Regions from separate parts of the Homo sapiens genome. Here region 1 is linked to region 2. Evidence: read pairs that join two places in POLR2A ChIA-PET (ENCODE). Cell type or tissue: PC-3. All regions are shown on one strand. Links, peaks and the distances in the headings refer to the core of each region. The heading gives the core; the rest is flanking DNA.

The links. ChIA-PET counts read pairs that join two places held together with the same protein. Peaks named below come from ENCODE experiments on the same cell type or tissue, not always from the same donor. Only the 100,000 strongest peaks of a DNase experiment are listed, where the experiment ranks them.
Region 1: POLR2A ChIA-PET joins it to region 2 with 9 read pairs; 1 of 35 experiments calls an interaction of 5 or more read pairs at or near these places.

Annotation. Positions count from the first base shown.
Region 1 is chr18:22,246,969-22,255,338 of GRCh38, forward strand. All of the region lies in intron 1 of LOC105372018 (a long non-coding RNA gene), which reads right to left. Among named protein-coding and RNA genes, the nearest start is that of GATA6, 82 kb to the left of the region's middle. In PC-3, for the core only: a CTCF peak has its summit at 3,617; a DNase peak (open chromatin) is centred at 3,823; H3K27ac peaks cover 1,031 bases.
Region 2 is chr18:22,425,552-22,433,921 of GRCh38, forward strand. No RefSeq gene overlaps it. Among named protein-coding and RNA genes, the nearest start is that of CTAGE1, 12 kb to the left of the region's middle. In PC-3, for the core only: no CTCF peak of the experiment used is centred there; a DNase peak (open chromatin) is centred at 3,340; H3K27ac peaks cover 1,290 bases.

The DNA of each region.
Region 1 (8,370 bases), core at 2,347-4,846, 180 kb before region 2:
GATGAAGTTCCGAAGAAATGGACCCTCAGAGAAGGACTCGCATGCCAGTAGCTTATTAAGGAGCCAGGTAAGGGAGGAGGAGGAGCAGGAGGGAAAGAGATACCGCCGCCATCAGTCCCCACAGAGGGCAGCTTCAGCTTGATTTTTGCAGAAGAGTCCTGAACTATTAGGGATGATTCAGAATTCTCCTAGCACCTGTCGGTCACTGGACCTACCCTGGGGAAAGAACTCTCAGGCTCTTCGGCTCTCTGCCCTCTGGACAAAGGGGCTCCAGCAGCCCTGGAAGTCCTCCAGAGCAGAGCCTTGGGTGCTGGCTGTGGGAACTGAAAGCACATTGAAGTTGGGGGTTGGAGGGGAAGCACTGACATTTCTGCCACTAGACCCCACACCAGTGCTCAGGGTTCTGGAGTTTTGACAAGGCTGGAGGCAACCATGGCAGGTGAAGCTGGTGGCACACACTGCCCCCTCTCTCTCCCCTCCCTCTCATCGCCACAGTTCTTACCCCTTGACAGGAAGGCAGTGTCAAGGCCTTGGGATCTCCAACTCAATTTCTGTCTTTTCTGTCAAGCTGGACATGATTCTGCCCAAAACCCACCTCCTGTCCTGCCAGCCCAGACTTCTCTTTTTCCTTTGTAAGCCCTGGGTCTTTCTCGTTCTAGTTAATACCAGTAAATGAAAGAGTCATGGAAATCACAAGAGAAGAGTCATCTCTCCCAGGACAGGGCACCGTGAATTGCCAAAGAAGTAGTTGATATCATAGCAAGACCTACCATGCAGAAGACGAGAGCGCTGTCTAGGATGGGGTGGTTAGGAAAAGAAGAACGTCTCTGGGCTTAGGCTGGTCTTCATTGCAGGCTTCAGATTGTTAGCTGAGGGGGGAAGACCTTCCAGCAATCGGGATGGTATGGGCAGAAGTGCCAGGTATTTGGGGTGAACCATGAGTCGCCCCATTTGTCAGTGGTGCTGATGTGGAGGGGAGGGAGGAGTTGGTGAAGAGGAGGGGCTGAGCCGCAGCCAGGGCCTCCAGAGCCTGGGTTGGGGTAGCAGGGAGTGAACAGACAGGACATTCTTCTGGGACTTCTGAAAATTTTGGCTAATTTTGGGGATTTATTATTTTATTTTTTTGAGACGGAGTCTCACTCTGTCACTCAGGCTGTAGTACAGTGGTGATGATCTCGGCTCACTGCAACGTCCACCTTCTGGGTTCAAGCGATTCTCATGCCTCAGCCTCCGGAGTAGCTGGGATTACAGACATGTGCCACAATACCCAGCTAATTTTTGTATTTTTAGCAGAGACAGGGTTTCACCATGTTGTTCAGGCTGGTCTTGAACTCCTGGCCTCATGTGATCTGCCCATCTCGACCTCCCAAAGTGCTGGGATTGCAGGTGTGAGCCACTGTACCCGGTCCAGTTTTAGGGATATTTTAGAGTTATTTTAGGAGCTACCCATTAAACATCTAGACAAATTGTTTATTTATACATAAAATTGTGACTTTGTCCAGAGGAAGGGAATTTCTGACAGAATGTACCCTCTACCCACTCTCTGTGGTTTGAAGGAGGTAGAGTTAAAAATAAGCAATCCATCACATTATACTAATCTGATTTTTTAAAAAATGAGCCTCTATGTCTATGATCCTGACATATTTAAGAGACAAATGGGGATGGGTATTGGCAGTGTTGCAGAGTAGGCAGTTGACAAGTAATTCTTGAGCGTTAAGAATTTGAGCCAATAGTGCGGTAGTTTGATTTTAATCCAGCCTCAATATTATTTTATGCAGGGTGGGGCCTCTGGGCTCGGTGTTGGTAGGATGATGACTGCAGAGAGATTGGGAGAGGAGCTGTGTCTGATCTTTTGAGGGGGTGTCTTTGTGGGTGCGGCTGAGCACTGTCTCCCATGAAAACAATGTTCTACAGTGAGAATCCTGTGTACATGTGTTGAAAAAAATAAAATGTGGTTTTCCAATTTCTTGTAGGCTTTCAATCTCATTGACATAGTCTAGTCTAATAAGGAAGCTCTATATTTTCCAAATTAATTTTTCCCTCCACCAAGGGAACCAGTGATGCCAGATGGACATAAACTCTTTCAGAAAATGTCTACACTCATGGGCGATTTCCTACACAAATGGTTGCATAATATATACACTGTTTTGTTCCTCGCTTTTTAACCTAACACTGTATCTTAAGAGATCATTACTGATCAGTACATATAAAGCTAATTTGTTTACTTATATTATTAATTCCTAAACACACATTATAAAGCCTTTATACAATACAGAAATATACAGAACAAAAAGTGAGCGCCTCATCACTATCCCTTTCTCACAACTGTTTTTTAAAGATCTTAACATACACACACATGCATGCATTCACACATACACATGCAGAGTATTTTAAAAAACAGAAATGGTATCATACTTCTTTTGTGTGATATCTTTTTCATTTTATTTTTTTTTTGAGACGGAGTCTTGCTCTGTTACCCAGGCTGGAGTGCAGTGGTACAATCTTGGCTCATCAGAACCTCCATCTCCTGGGTTCAGGCGATTCTCCTGCCTCAGCCTCCCGAGTAGCTGGGACTACAGGTGCCCGCCACCATGCCCAGCTAATTTTTGTATTTTTAGTAGAGATGGGGTTTCGCCATGTTGGCCAGGCTGGTCTTGAACTCCTGACCTCAGGTGATCTGCCCGCCTTGGCCTCCCAAAGTGCTGGGATTACAGGCGTGAGCCACTGTGCCCGGCCTTCTTTTTCATTTTAAATATATGACTGATATCTGTTTATTTCTGAAGATACAGATCTACCTTAGTCTTTCAATTTTATTTTTTATTAATAAAAATTAATTTACTATTTTTTTTGAATAGATAATACACATATAAGGTGCAAAATTTAAAATTTTATACAGGGTATAAAAGGGTACACAGTGAGAAGAACGTCTTCATCTATCTCTGAACCCCCAGCCACCAATTGTTCCTTTCAGACACAGCCACTATTACCATTTATGCCGTTATCTTCTAGATAGTTTACGCATTTACAAACATATATTTTTAAAAATTTACCTACAAAAATGATAGCATGTTATCCATACTGTTCTCTCTCCAGCTTTTGTTTTTTACACAAAGTAGACCTCAGCTATTTTTCATATCCATATGTATACAGATGCCTTATCTTTTTAAACAGCCACATGGTGTTGTATTCCCTAACACAGATATACTGTAATTTATATGGTCTGTTCATGAGCAGTTTTATGGGATTGGAGGGTATCAGCTGCGTAAATTCCTAGAATACAGAGACTGTCTGCCTCCCTGTTCCTTCATCGTGTCTTAGTCCACCCATTCTCTCACTCATTGATTTATTTACTTATTTGATCAATTTCAGAGCCCGTTATGTGTTGCACATCATTCTAAGCTCTTGACCAATTTAAACTGAATCTTTTAAAACCATAGTATCCTTTCGCAAATAGACAAAGACGTGCTGAGCTAGATGAGAATGTTAAGCATCTTCCTATTTGCCATGTTTTACCTGGACCACCCATAAGCTACCCCAATCAGCAGGGAGGGTGTAAAACCTCCAAAGAGGAACACATTCGAATGTCTCTGAGCCCCTGGCTTAATCGTCCAGCTGTCCTCTGGGGGCTCTGCTGTGCGGTTCCACCCAAACCCCGTCCCTCTGCCTCGCCTGTGACTGAGTTTGGCAGTGGCTGGGAAGCCAGTGGATCGTGTGCCAAGTTCCAGATGAGTAGGAGAGAGGTCTCATCCCAGCCAGCCGGTAGGTAAGTATTAGTCACACAGGGGCACAAACAAGTCTCTAAAACCACATTTAGCCAGCTGTGGCCAGCAGTGTCCCATGCTTGGCTGCCTACAGACACCTCTGCGCTACATTAAGAAAGAGTTACCACTTGTTGCGGCAACAAAGCCAGCTGCTGGGAATTAGGTGGTAAAGATCAGAGGAAGAGGGGGTGGCTGCAGGAGCTGAAAGGGAAGGCCGAGCCACTCCCTGCACAAATAGTTCCTTGTGCCTCTCCTCCAAATGGGAGTTGGCACCAGAAAAGGAGTTGGTTAAAAGGAAGGCGACTCTCCACACCCTGGCCACTTCGTCAATGAAAAGAGAGACCCACTGATGAGGGATGATCCTGGAGATGGAAACGGGCCCCAGTGGGAGAGGCCAGGATGAAGTAGAAGGACCACTGCAGATATCAAAACGCCCTTGGCAGGGTGCGGGGGCTCGACACTGTAATCCCAGCACTTTGGGAGGCCAAGGATCACTTGAGCTCAGGAGTTTGGGACCAGCCTGGGCAACAGAGTGAGACCCTGTCTCTAGAGAAAAACAACATCAACAAAATGTCCTAGATTCTCTCCGCTTGCACGTGAGATGGAAGAGGATTTTCTAATTTCTTGGCTCCAGCACTCATCTCAAAAAACACTAGATCAGAAATACTGTGCTGTGTTTCTCCCCAAAACCCTGGGCTTCAAGGGTGAAAGATTTATGTCTACCAACCTGAAGAATAAGTCTTCCTTTTCTTGCTTTGGGTGTGACTTTTAATTTAAATATCAGAATACAATCTTTCTTTAATTTCCAGTCTTTAGAAGTGAATTACTGTACTCCCTACAAAAAGGTTGCAGGAAATACTCTCAGAGTGGATAAATATTTCCAGAGCATCAACAGGATAAAGGCTGTGCTTTCACCTTGAAAGGCTTGTCCACAATTCTCACATTTTTCATTTATCCACTTATTTATTGGTTTAATAATCCATCAAGGAAACATTTATTTAGTGCTTATTATGTGCCGGGCTGAGCTCTCTTTATGCCTTATCTAGCTTCATCTCACTATAATTCCTCTAGAATGAAAGCTGCATGAGAGTAGGGACTTTTTGCTTCTTTCGTTCATTGTTTGTCTTCAGTAACTAAAATTGTGCATGGCACATAAATATGTGTTTGAAAAATGAATTAGGTAAGTTATATTATTATGGACCTTTTACAGTTGATAAAACAGAGCCTTACATAGATTATTAAGAAGCTTGCTTAATTAGGAAAAATAGCTAATGCATGCTGGACTCAATACCTAGGTGATGGATTGCTAGGTGCAGCAAACCATCATGGCACACATTTACCTATGTAACAAACCTGCACATGTACCCCAAAACTTTAAAAATAAAAATTAAAAAAAGAAAGCTTGCTTAAAGTTTCAGAGCTTATAAGAGGCAGAGTTGGAATGTAATTTCATCTGACTCCAAAGGCAACATGTATTGAAATAGATGAGGGAGATGTTGTGGGATCACCAAGAAAAGATGATTTTTTTTTTTTTTTTAAGATAGGGTCTCACTCTGTCATCCAGGCTGGAGTGCAGTGGTGTGATTATGGCTCACTGCAGCCTTGACCTCCCTGGGCTCATGAGATCCTCCTACCTCCATTTCCCAGGTAGCTGGGACTACAGGTGCATGATATCACACCTGGCTAGTTTTTGTATTTTTTGTAGAGATGGGGGTTTTCCATGTTGCCCAGGCTGGTCTCAAACTAAGCGTTAGCTAAGCAGAATAACTTAATCCAGATAGTGACTTCTGAGAAGGAGATACAAGCCCCATGATTTAGGAAGCTATGAAAAGCAAGCTGGGCACAGTGGTGTACTCCAGGAATCCCAGCTACTCAGGAAGCTAAGGCACAAGGATCACTTGCGCCTAGGAGTTTGAGGCCAGCCTGGGCAACACAGCAAGACCCCATTTCTTTAAAAAAGAAAAAAATAAAGGAAGAAAAGAAAGCTATGAAGAGAAATTTAGGAATGTTTTTTCATCAAATAAATACTGAAAACCTGCTTCCTATCAAACCCACACAGACAGAGGATACCATATATACCAACATACTGAATGGTCTCTGGAATTTACTTTAAAGAGGTCATACTATAAGTAGGGCAATTGAAAACGGGGTCTGCATTTTTTTCCCATTAAATCAGGGCTTGGTCCAACCTTATTTTGCCAACAATGAACATCCGAGATCAAATATCAAGGTTTATCCCTCAAGGCCCAGCTCTAGATGCCATTTCCTCCCAGTTTTCACAATCAAAATCCTCAGGCAGGGCACAGTGCCCACACCTGTAATCCCAGCACCTTAGGAAGCAGAGGTGCGAGGACACCGTAATCTTGATCCTCACTTCTGAAGTCACTATTTGGATTAAGTTATTCTGCTTAGCTAATGCCTATAAAAATTCCCATTCATTACTAACGGTGGAAAGCGGCTCTGACAGCCTTGCCTTCCCCTTCATCCCAGGCAGCCCCATCCTTACTAATTGGAAGGGGAGATTGAACATTCTTTGCTTTTGATCAAGATTTGTCTCCTGCCAGGAGCAAGGAAGGATGTGTAGGAGGGAATGTCTCCGATAATAACAATAACAAGAGTAATGAGTAAAAGTTTTCAACAGGATCTTGGGCAATGAAGTTACCCAGGCCATTTATACATGTTTATAGTGTGAGTGTTTTTTCTTCAGCTAACAATGGCACCAAAATGCCTTCCTTCCCTCGGCCCCCTCCCAAACACGTTGAATGGTCCTGTTTGAGCTACAGAGGAACAGCTTTCAAAACTAGACCTTTTTTTCCTGCTTATTTCTGGCAATGAGTAAATGGAAATGGGGCGGTTTTGGCCTTTGGTTATGGGAGGGCAATGCTCTCATGGTGCCTGGTTTCTGGATTTTGTGGCTGAGAGCTTCAAGTGGCCTTCTTGAGCCAGTAGCAGGGCCTGTGGTGCAGCCGCTTGTCCAAGTGACTGAGGAAACCTTTCCTTCAACTTCCCTCCTCTTCCCAGCTTGAATGTAATCGGAGTTGCTATCCCCATGTTTAAGAAACAGACTGTGACTTCAACAACAATGAACTGACTTCCTACACATCCCTCTGCACCACCTCTTGGGTGATTTAGAAGAGGAAGCAAGATTTCCTCCTCCTGGCTCCGCTGGACAGAGCCTCCTCCCGCGTGGGTCAGCCGGGCCTGGGCTCTGGGGGTGCAGGAAGTCTCTCATCCTCTCACCCCATCCACATCCTGGAACTGGAGGATGAGCAGGAAGTGGAAAGTGTCAGGCAGAGTCTTTCAAGCTCACAGTCGGCTCCGGGCAGCTCGTGGGCCTTTAGGAAAACAATACAAAACTTTCCAAATGGTTCTTTTAATGGCTCTCTGCAAACACTTTACACAGTTGTGTTTGACGCTGCCAGTCACGAAGACTCTGGGATATTTATTTTGTTTTCTTTTCATTTTGCTGCGGGGAATAAAAAGTCACGGCTGAGTGTTGTTCTCAGTAACTCTCTTCCTGGTTGTTTGGAACACCTTTGACGGTGGCTGGCCTGGGTCGGGCCCCTCCCTGTTCTCTCCTACGGGGCGAGTTACTACGGCAGCCCTCTGCCCAGGGTTCCGAAGATTAATTGGCCTGAGTGATGCTTTAAATTTGGGAGCATGCCCCCATATACCAGGGGCCAGCTGCCAGCTGTTCTGAACCTTAGGGCACACCACATCACGTCTTCAGTGCCCTCATTTGTGAAATGAAGGGGCTGGAATGGTGACGTGACCCAGGTCAAATGTTCTCTGGGTCAGTGAGCTCCTGACCAGCCCCATACAGAGACCCCCTGGAGTCTTATGGGGCAGTGACCTCAGGTGTGCTCTGAACCCTTCTCCTGAGGCGTCTTCTTTTTTTTTTTCCATAAATTTTTTAAATAAATAGAGACAGGGTCTCGCTAAGTTTCCCAGGCTGGTTTCAAACTCCTGGGCTCAAGCAATCCTCCTGCCTCGGCCTCCCAGAGTGTTGGGGTTGCAGGTGTGAGCCCCCGTCCCTGGCAGAGGCCTCTTCTCTACATTTTCCTTCTTCCCTCTTTCCAGGTGGAGGCTTCTTGCTCCTGGGGCTGACCCCTTAAACTTTTCTTCAGCAAATCCCCACTGACTTGCCGTAAGACATGATCTGGCACATTGAGCTTTCACACAGCCATCTTCTGATGTCTTTACCAGGGTGGTTATTTTATTTTTATTTTTAGCCCTAGAATGCACCAACGGGGCCCAAAGATGACAAAGTTGTAAAACTTGGCTTTGCCAATGACTTCTTTTCAGTACTCTCTAGTCTTTGCTGTGTCAGGTCACAGCACAAGCCCGGTCGGAAAATACCCTGGGGGGCTCCTCCCTGCCCTTCCCAGACTGCCTCTCCCTTTCCTTCTTTGGCCATTGAGGTAGTAATAGGAAGAAGGAGCTCTCTTTTATTTGGAGGTTGGCATTTATCAAAAATAACATTTTCCCTGACGAATTTCCAGACACTGCCCATCAACTACCTTGGGATTTCACTAATTTTGAAATGCAGACGGTTCTAAGGCACTCCCCATCTCACGAGGGGAGATCTGAGGGCAACGCCTCTTTGACT
Region 2 (8,370 bases), core at 1,892-4,391:
TTTTTTTTTTTTTTTTAAGAGGGAGGGTCTCACTATGTTGCTCAGGATGATCTTGAACTCTTGGGCTCAAGCAATCCTCTCATCTTGGCCTCCCAAGTAGCCAAAGCTGGCTCATGTCACCAAGCTGGCTTTAGTTCTAATGAAGATTTAAGATAGTAAAGTCCATCAGACAAAATTCTGGTGATATAATAATATATCTTATATTCTCTCAACTCCTCCCTATTTATAATGAACAAATGTTTGGACAAAAAAAATGTTTAGTTCACCACCATGGAGTACATACTGTTAGTTGCCTATCCAACATGCATACAATCCCTATGCCCTTCTTAAGGGAACTGCTGATCATCCTCTCATTGTTGTGTACTTCAGGGAAAACTGAACCTCAGCCTCAGGTATAGGGAATGAATCCTGGGTAGTTTAAGCCAACCATGGTAAACCCATTTCCCATGCTGACTATTAATTTAGAAACAGACACGTAACATGCTGAGAAGTCATCTGGATCTTCCACTTTCTTCACTTCTAAGAAGGATACGTTAGATGGGATGCCATTTCTTCCTTTCATCATAGTTTTGTTTGTATGTGACACCTAGAACTGCTGTTGCCATCTGGAAACCATGAGCATAGACCATGTTGTCAGGGCAAAACTGAGGGTGGCATAGTGGGAGGATGTCACAAACCTGGGCCCTTGATGACATGCGAAGCTCCCGATTGCTCCAGCATAAAGCCCATGCCCACTGCTGGACTGATTCTTGTGTGAGATCCAACTTAAATTTCCAACTATTTAAGCCAGCTTGAGTTGGGGCTTTGTATTATTTATAGCCCAAAGTGTACTAATACCCAGCATATTAAATCCACATTAAAATGTCTTAAAATAAACTGGAAAAAGTCAGGCATGTTTTTATATGGTCCCAACATCACCCTTAATTTCCCTCAATAACCTCCTCTCTTTACCTCATCTCTAAAGTCATCCTATCAGCTCTACTTCCAAAATATCTCTGAATCCAAATACTTCTTCCCATCCCTACTGCTGTCACCCAAATCCAAGCCACCATCATTCTCTCCTGTATCACAGCAATAGCCTCACAGCTAAACTACCACCCTTCATGCTTGCCTGAACTTCTACAGCCAGTTCTTTTTCTAAATTAAGACAACATTTACATAATATAAAATTTACCATTTTAATCATTTTAAGGTGTATAATTCAGTGGTTATTAGTATATTGCCAACGTTCCACAACCATCACCACTATCCACTTCCAGGACATTATCATCACCCCCGCAAAACCCCGTATCCAGTAAATGATCATTTCTCATTTTCTCCTCTCCCCAGCCTCAGACAACCACTAATACAATCTATTCTGAGCACAGCAGTTGGAGTAATATTTTTCAAAGATAAATCAGATCATGCCACTTCTCTGCTTAAAACTCTCCAATGACTTTGAATAACATTTAAATTCCTTAGCCTGACCTAGAAAACCATTCACGATTTAGTCCCTGTCTTCAGTGCTGTCTGGTACCATTCTCCCACTTGCTTGCGAGGTTCTGTCCACACAAGACCTCTGTGTGTTTCTTGGACACAACAGCTCATTCCTCCTTCAGGGCCTTTTCCATGTGTTCCCATTCCTCAGATGCAGTTTCCTGCTTGGCAGATTGGTGCCTTCCCAACATTCAAGTTGCACCACAGCTGTCCGCTCCTCAGTGAGTTTCCCTGGCCGAGACAGCCCCCCATGACACTGTTGCTCCTTAACCTCCTCCTTCTCACTTTCCTTACCTCATTGATCACTATCTGACACATTCATTTTTAAAAATTTAATGAAAGCCCATAGTTTACTCAGATTTCCTTTGCTTTTACCCAATGTCCTTTTCTCTTCCAGAATCCCACCCAGGATACTATATTACATGTACTTGTCTTGGCTCCTTAGGCCCCTCTTGGCTGTGACAGTTTCTCAGACTTTCTTTGTTTTGATGACCTTGACGTTTTTGAGGAGTGGGATGCTCCTCTATTGGAATTCGTCTGATTTTTTTTTTTCACGATTAGACTGGAGCTGTGGGTGTTTTGGAGACAGAGCACAGAGGTAAAGTGCCATTTCATTGCATCTTATCAAGGGTTCACATTCATTTTTTATTTGTTGCTTACCTGTCCCTCCCACTGTTAGAATATTAAGCTCCATGAAGGTAGGAACATTGCCTGCTCTGTTCATAGTTTTATTCACAGAACCTAGAATAGCATCCAGTACAGAGCCTCATTAATTATTAGTTGATTGAAATCATGAATAAACTAGAAAACAAATGACCAATATACTGCCTACTGTTTTTGCATGTGAAATAAAATATGGGTCAAGAGGATTCATTGAGCATAGGTCAAAGACACTAAAACCCTTTCAAATAATCTGGCATATCCGTGAGATAAATCTAAACCCTCATGCAAATAAATAATTAACCCAAGGCCAATAGCACATTCAAAATCATTAATGAAAATTGATTTTCCTTTTCTGTGGGGCTGCGTCTCCCTGCTGCAACACAATCCCATTTGCAGACTCAGCCAGGATTCATTGTGTTTCACTTCATTTCTACTCAGGGTCTTCTATTTCCTGAACCGTGCTAGCCTCTGTGAATTTTTTTTCTTTTTAAATATTTGGCTTGGTCAGCCTATGCATGAAAAGGGTATGAGTGACTTTATGTAGGTAAGCTTTGAAAGGTAGCAACCCCTCTCAGAACAAGGAGTTAACACATGAGGAGAAGCCAGGCTTGTCCAGCAGAGAATGCAGGGAGGGTGACCGAGCCCTGGGGCTGAATGAAGGGCTCTGCCAACTGACTTCATGGTGCAGGGGAGCAGGAGGAGGAGTCTGCTGGCAGCCGGTTAAATGCCTTTCCAGGAACATGGTGAAAACTGATTAAATATAGATGCAATCATATGAAATGATAGAGGGAACCTAAGGGACGTCTCCAGCCATTAAAACACCAAACACCAATGGGAGCTCCCTAGTGGTCACGGAGGAAGTTCGTTTTCTGACATGAGCTCCCAGAGAATGAAGTCCCTGAAAGGAAGAACTATTTGTATTCCACTCAGATTTCATGTAACCTTTTCTTTTGGAAGCTTCAGTAAGCAAAGGCACATTTGTCAAGGCTTCGGGATGAATGTGGAAAGCTTTTGAGCACTGAACTTGGAGATACTCAGAAGGGCTTACTGGAAAGGCTGCCCTGGGCTGGGAGCAGTCAGACATCCACTCCAGCTGGCCAGGCAGTGTGGGCCTCAGCTATGATTACCTCCAATGAGCCAATTTCCTGACTGTGTGTAACCTCCCAATCAATTTATTTGAACGTGAGTTTCCCTAGGTAATGAGCTGCATCGTGTATCATTGGTCAGAGTATTTACTTTTCCTAGCATGCATCAGAGTAAGTGACTTACAGGTCAAATACCATAAGGTTACGTAAGAAGTTTAACTAGCATTTCTTATTTCATTCACCAATACTATCATGAGACATTTTGTGTTTCCTTGGGTCTATGGTGCCATTAATGGTAGCACTATGGACTGAATGCATAGCATTTTGGGGACAAAGAAAACAACCACAACAAGACATGTTCCAATTTCAGAAAAGGAATGTGTGGAAAATTTTACAAGATGGAGCTGAGGAAATTCGGGATGTCAAACACCAAGTGAGTGCTTGTAGACACTGAGAATTCCCTGGTAACTTTGTGGTGCAGAGCCCATTCATCTCACCAGTCCCCACAATGCTTCATGGACGCTGGCATCAGTGTTTCGAGTTCCAGCTTTCCCAGGACTCCTCCACATGAGCTGGTTTGAGGAAGCCTGAAAGACCCCTGGGCTTCACCCTGCCTCTGGGCCCTCTGCTTGCTCAGGCTGGGCAGTAGCGGTGGTCCACTACCCCCTCCACCCTTCCTGGACAGGGTCTCCAGAGGGCACATGAATTCCATCCTTCTGCCCTGCTGGCCAAACCTTTCTGTTTCCCATCTGTTAGGGTTCCCATGTGGGCTGACATCAGTTCCCACCCCCAGTGAATTCTCAAAGGTCCCCTCTGTCTGTTCAGTCCTCAATTCCCACCGTTCTTTATATTCAATCTTGTACTGTCTTCTTACTACACTTAAGTTTTGACTTGAGATATGCATTCTTCCTCTGTTACCACCAAAGAAGAACTGGGTTTTCCTGTGTTTGGTTCTGCATTCTAAAACACCACTAATACCACCTCATCAACAGCTAGCACCTAGTGAGCACTTCCTGTATGCCAGGCTGTGCAACATGCACACACAATGCCATGTTTGTGTAATCTCATAATCCGCCACGACTACCTCTGAGGCAGGTACAATTATTATCCTCTCTTACAAGTGAAGCAGATGAAGCCCAGTGCTTGGGTCAACAGCCCTCATTGACCAAGCTACAAAAGGAAGAGTCAAGACTCCACAAGGCCTGCATGGCCTCACCACACAAGCTCACAGCCAGTGTTTGTGAGGCCTCTCCTTTGGCAAGAGGTGCAGAGCTGCTGTACAAGTAGCCACTGTGAGTGAGGGGCCTCCTTGGTGGGATGGAGGGGTGAAGGGGAGGGAGAAAATGAGGATGAATACCAGGTTCCTGGCTTGGATCACTGGGTAGACAGTGGTACCCCTCACCCATGTTAGCAACTCAGGAGAAGAAGCTGTGGAGGCTTTGGCAGCAGCCTTCTGCACTTTGTGTCCTGTCATCTTGCAGAACATCAAAGGCCAATGTACACATGGGTCCAACACTCCAGACAATATTTTCCTGACCCCCTTGACTCCAGTGACCTTTACTTGGATTCCATTTCAACCAGCCACCCTCTTGGCTATGCTTGTTCCATGCATTCCCCAAAACTCCCCCATATGAGAATTCCCATGTTCAAATGACCACTTTCTGTCTGCACTGGGTCTGTTGGACTCTTGCTCCAGTTATTTGCACCACGTGTTTTCCTGCCTCCGTAAGACTCCCAAGCCTTCAGCCTGTCTTCCCAGCTACCAACGTATAAACTCTATCCTGTCCTTGCTCTTTTCCAAGCCTGGCTGCCCCCATGAATTATGTCCCATGCTTACCTCTGCAGCCCCCTCTCCTGCCACAGCCTGGTCTCTCTTTGCTCCTTGTTCCAGGCAAAACCATGACCAGATATTTCCCTGATTCTAAGATCCCATTTGTTGAAGAGACAATAATGTTTAATAACAGATTTCTAGAAGAAAGACAACACTACCACATGAAATGTATGCAGTCATTGGGAGAAATCTTTGTATTTAAGAAATGATCAAAGTGCAAACAGATCTGTTTTAGGATGGTGAGATTTCAGTTCTTCAGTCTCTCTCATCCCCAGGTCATGGGCACACAGTTTCTGGCTGGAATGGAAATACTATCTCATTTAACTTTTAAACAATGCTGCAAACTAGGTATTCGCATCACCATTTTATAAAATGGAAACAGTTTTAGAAACATAAAGTTATTTTCTCTAAGAAGGTTACACAGGTAATAAGGGAGAAAAATTATATTAGTCTGTTTAGGCAACCATAACAAAATACCATGGCCTGGGTGGCTTATGCAACACACATTTGTTTTCTCATGGTTCTGGGGGCTGGAAGTTTGAGATCTGGATGTCGGCAGGGTTGGGTGCTGGGGAGGGCTCTCTCCCAGGCTTGCAGAGGGCCACCTTCTTGCTGCGTCCTCACATGACCCTTCCTCAGTGGGTGCTTCCTCTCCTTATAAAGTCACAAATCCCATCATGCAGGACCCAACCTCAAGACCTAATGTAACTCTCATTACCTCCCAAAGGTCCATCTCCAAGGTCTCATTACCTCCCAAGGTCTCATCCCATTGGGGGTTAGAGCTTCAACATATGAGTGATGAGGGAGGGACACAAACGTTCAGTACATAACAATAATCATGTCTTAAACATAGGCCTTCTCATTTCAATTTCTAATTTCCTTTTATCCTGCTACACTGTAGCTGGATTCATTAATTCCTACTTGCCTTCTAAAACCCAGTCAGGGTGCCCACCGTGAAAAGCCCTTCCAGACCCTGTTTTCCAAGGCGGGGCTGGGCTCAGGGCTCTCCTCTGGGCTTCCCTCGGATCCTGTGCATTCTTTTAGTCCTTCCCACTGTGTTTGAGAATCACAGATAGGTCAAGGCCTTAGTAACTTTGTGTCTGTAGAACCAACAAGACTTGTTCCATCGTGGCCCTTCCAACAATATTTGTTCCGTTTCCCTGGAGCAATTTGACAGCCCATCGGGCATTGGGAACGGTTTTATCTGTTTTAGGACCATTAGAACTTCAAGAATCGCACAAATGCTACTGGTTTTTTTTCAGACCTTCAGAAACTCCCAAGCCAATGCTTTCAGGAAGTCTTAAATATTCATCTTAGAAAACTCTAATTAGTATTGCAAATTAAATGTATCCTTTTCTGGTCTGGCTATTATACAAATGGAGGTGTTTTTTCAGTTGTTGTTTTAAGACAAGGTCTCACTTTGTCATCCAGGCTGGATTACAGTGGCGTGATCATGCCTCATTGCAGCCTCGACTGCCTGGGCTCAAGTGATCCTCCCACCTCAGCCTCTGGAGTAGCTGGGACCACAGGCATGCACCACCACACCCCAAATGGAGGACTTTTTTTTTTTTTTTTTTGATGGAGCCTTGCTCTGTCTCCCAGGCTGGAGTGCAGTGGTACGATCTCAGGTCACTGCAACCTCTGCTTCCTGGGTTCAAACAATTCTGCTTCCTCAACCCCCTGAGTAGCTGGGATTACAGTCATGCACCACCACACCCAGCTAATTTTTGCATTTTTAGTAGAGACGGGGGTTTTGCCATGTTGGGCAGGCTGGTCTCAAACTCCTGAACTCAGGTGTTCTGCTTGCCACAGCCTCCCAAAGTGCTAGGATTACAGGCATGGGCCACCATGCCTGGCCCCAAATGGAGGTTTTTCACACCAGACCTGAAAATCCATTCGTTGGGGAGGATAGGAACGTCTAAGTTGTTTGATGTTTGGCCCAGACTTTTAGAAAATCCCACAAGTAAATTTTACTGGTAGGAACAGTGGGAATCAAACTCATCTCTTTGAAAGGCTTGATGATAGCAAAGTCTCCCGAGACACAAGTAGTGATACGGGAGATGGAGCAAAATAACTTGCTCCATATCTTCCTTCCTTAAAAGAATTGGCCAAGGAACGGCTTGGATGACTCATTGATCTCTGCCTGTGACCCGTGCCAGAGCCTTGCCTGCCGGGTTCTCTGAGTTTCTGGTGAAGCATTCAGACTCCATGCAGGAAGTGAGGTCATGATTGTTTTGGCAGTTTGGGTGGCGTTTATCCTTTGGTAGCGGCTGAAGTTTATCAGTAGGTTTAGCCTTTGCACTTTGAGAAACCAACTATTATCTCACTCACAATTTAGAATAATAAAAAGTCCATGGCAGAAAAACGTGCAGTAAGTACAGATAAAGAACAAACGAGGGAGAACCTGGTGTTCCTGTCCACATCAGCCCCCCAGGGCACACAATCTATCCATGCTCTGATAGAGTCCGTGAGAAGGCGCCACCGGCGTTCTCGCTTTTTCTTTCTGGTAGCAGCTGCAAGTCAAGACATTTCTTGGAGAGCGGTTGGGAGTAGAGAAAACACGTTACATCTTTAGTTAATAATTTGGATTCAGTTATATCCTGAAGTGACCTGCAAGGGGGACACTTAGGTTTAGGAAGACCTCTTAAAGGTTTGTCTCCTCCCTGGGAGCTGTAATCAGAGCAGTTAAAAGATGGGCTAAGCCTCCGCAGTTTGTTGTCAGAAGTGGCTAAGAAGAATCTGGTAACTGCTGTCAGGGACCCCTCCTGGAGGCTTCCTGTACCCCGTGGGACGCCGACCAGATTTCCAATGTGGTTCTAAGTCTGAGATGCTACAAGCTTATGCATTTACAATTACATAGAGAAACAGGGTTCTCCTTTAACACTTTGCTCATGAGGGGCATCCCAAAGACTAAAAAGTACGGAACTGCAAAAACAAACGAACAAACAACTTTGCAAATCTTGCTTTAAATATCCAAAGCAAGAGAAAAGTAACACATCACCATTAAAATGATCTTAGATTGGTAAACTATCTGAGCTGCTATACTATTATTAATGGGAAAAAAAAAAACACCTGGATGAAGATGTTAAATAATTCCATAAGTCACTATCATTCATCAAGCAAGTAAGAGACTTTTTATGCAACTACAAACTCTGGCTTGACTTCTTCAAATTTTGTTTTATGTTTTATTTTTTATATCTGGAATATATTGTGAGACTTAGAACAGATGGCTATAATCCCAAAGCATATATATGCATTATAGTTTTTAGGAGCTAAAAACTATAATTAAAAATGATTGTATGCACACACAGTGCT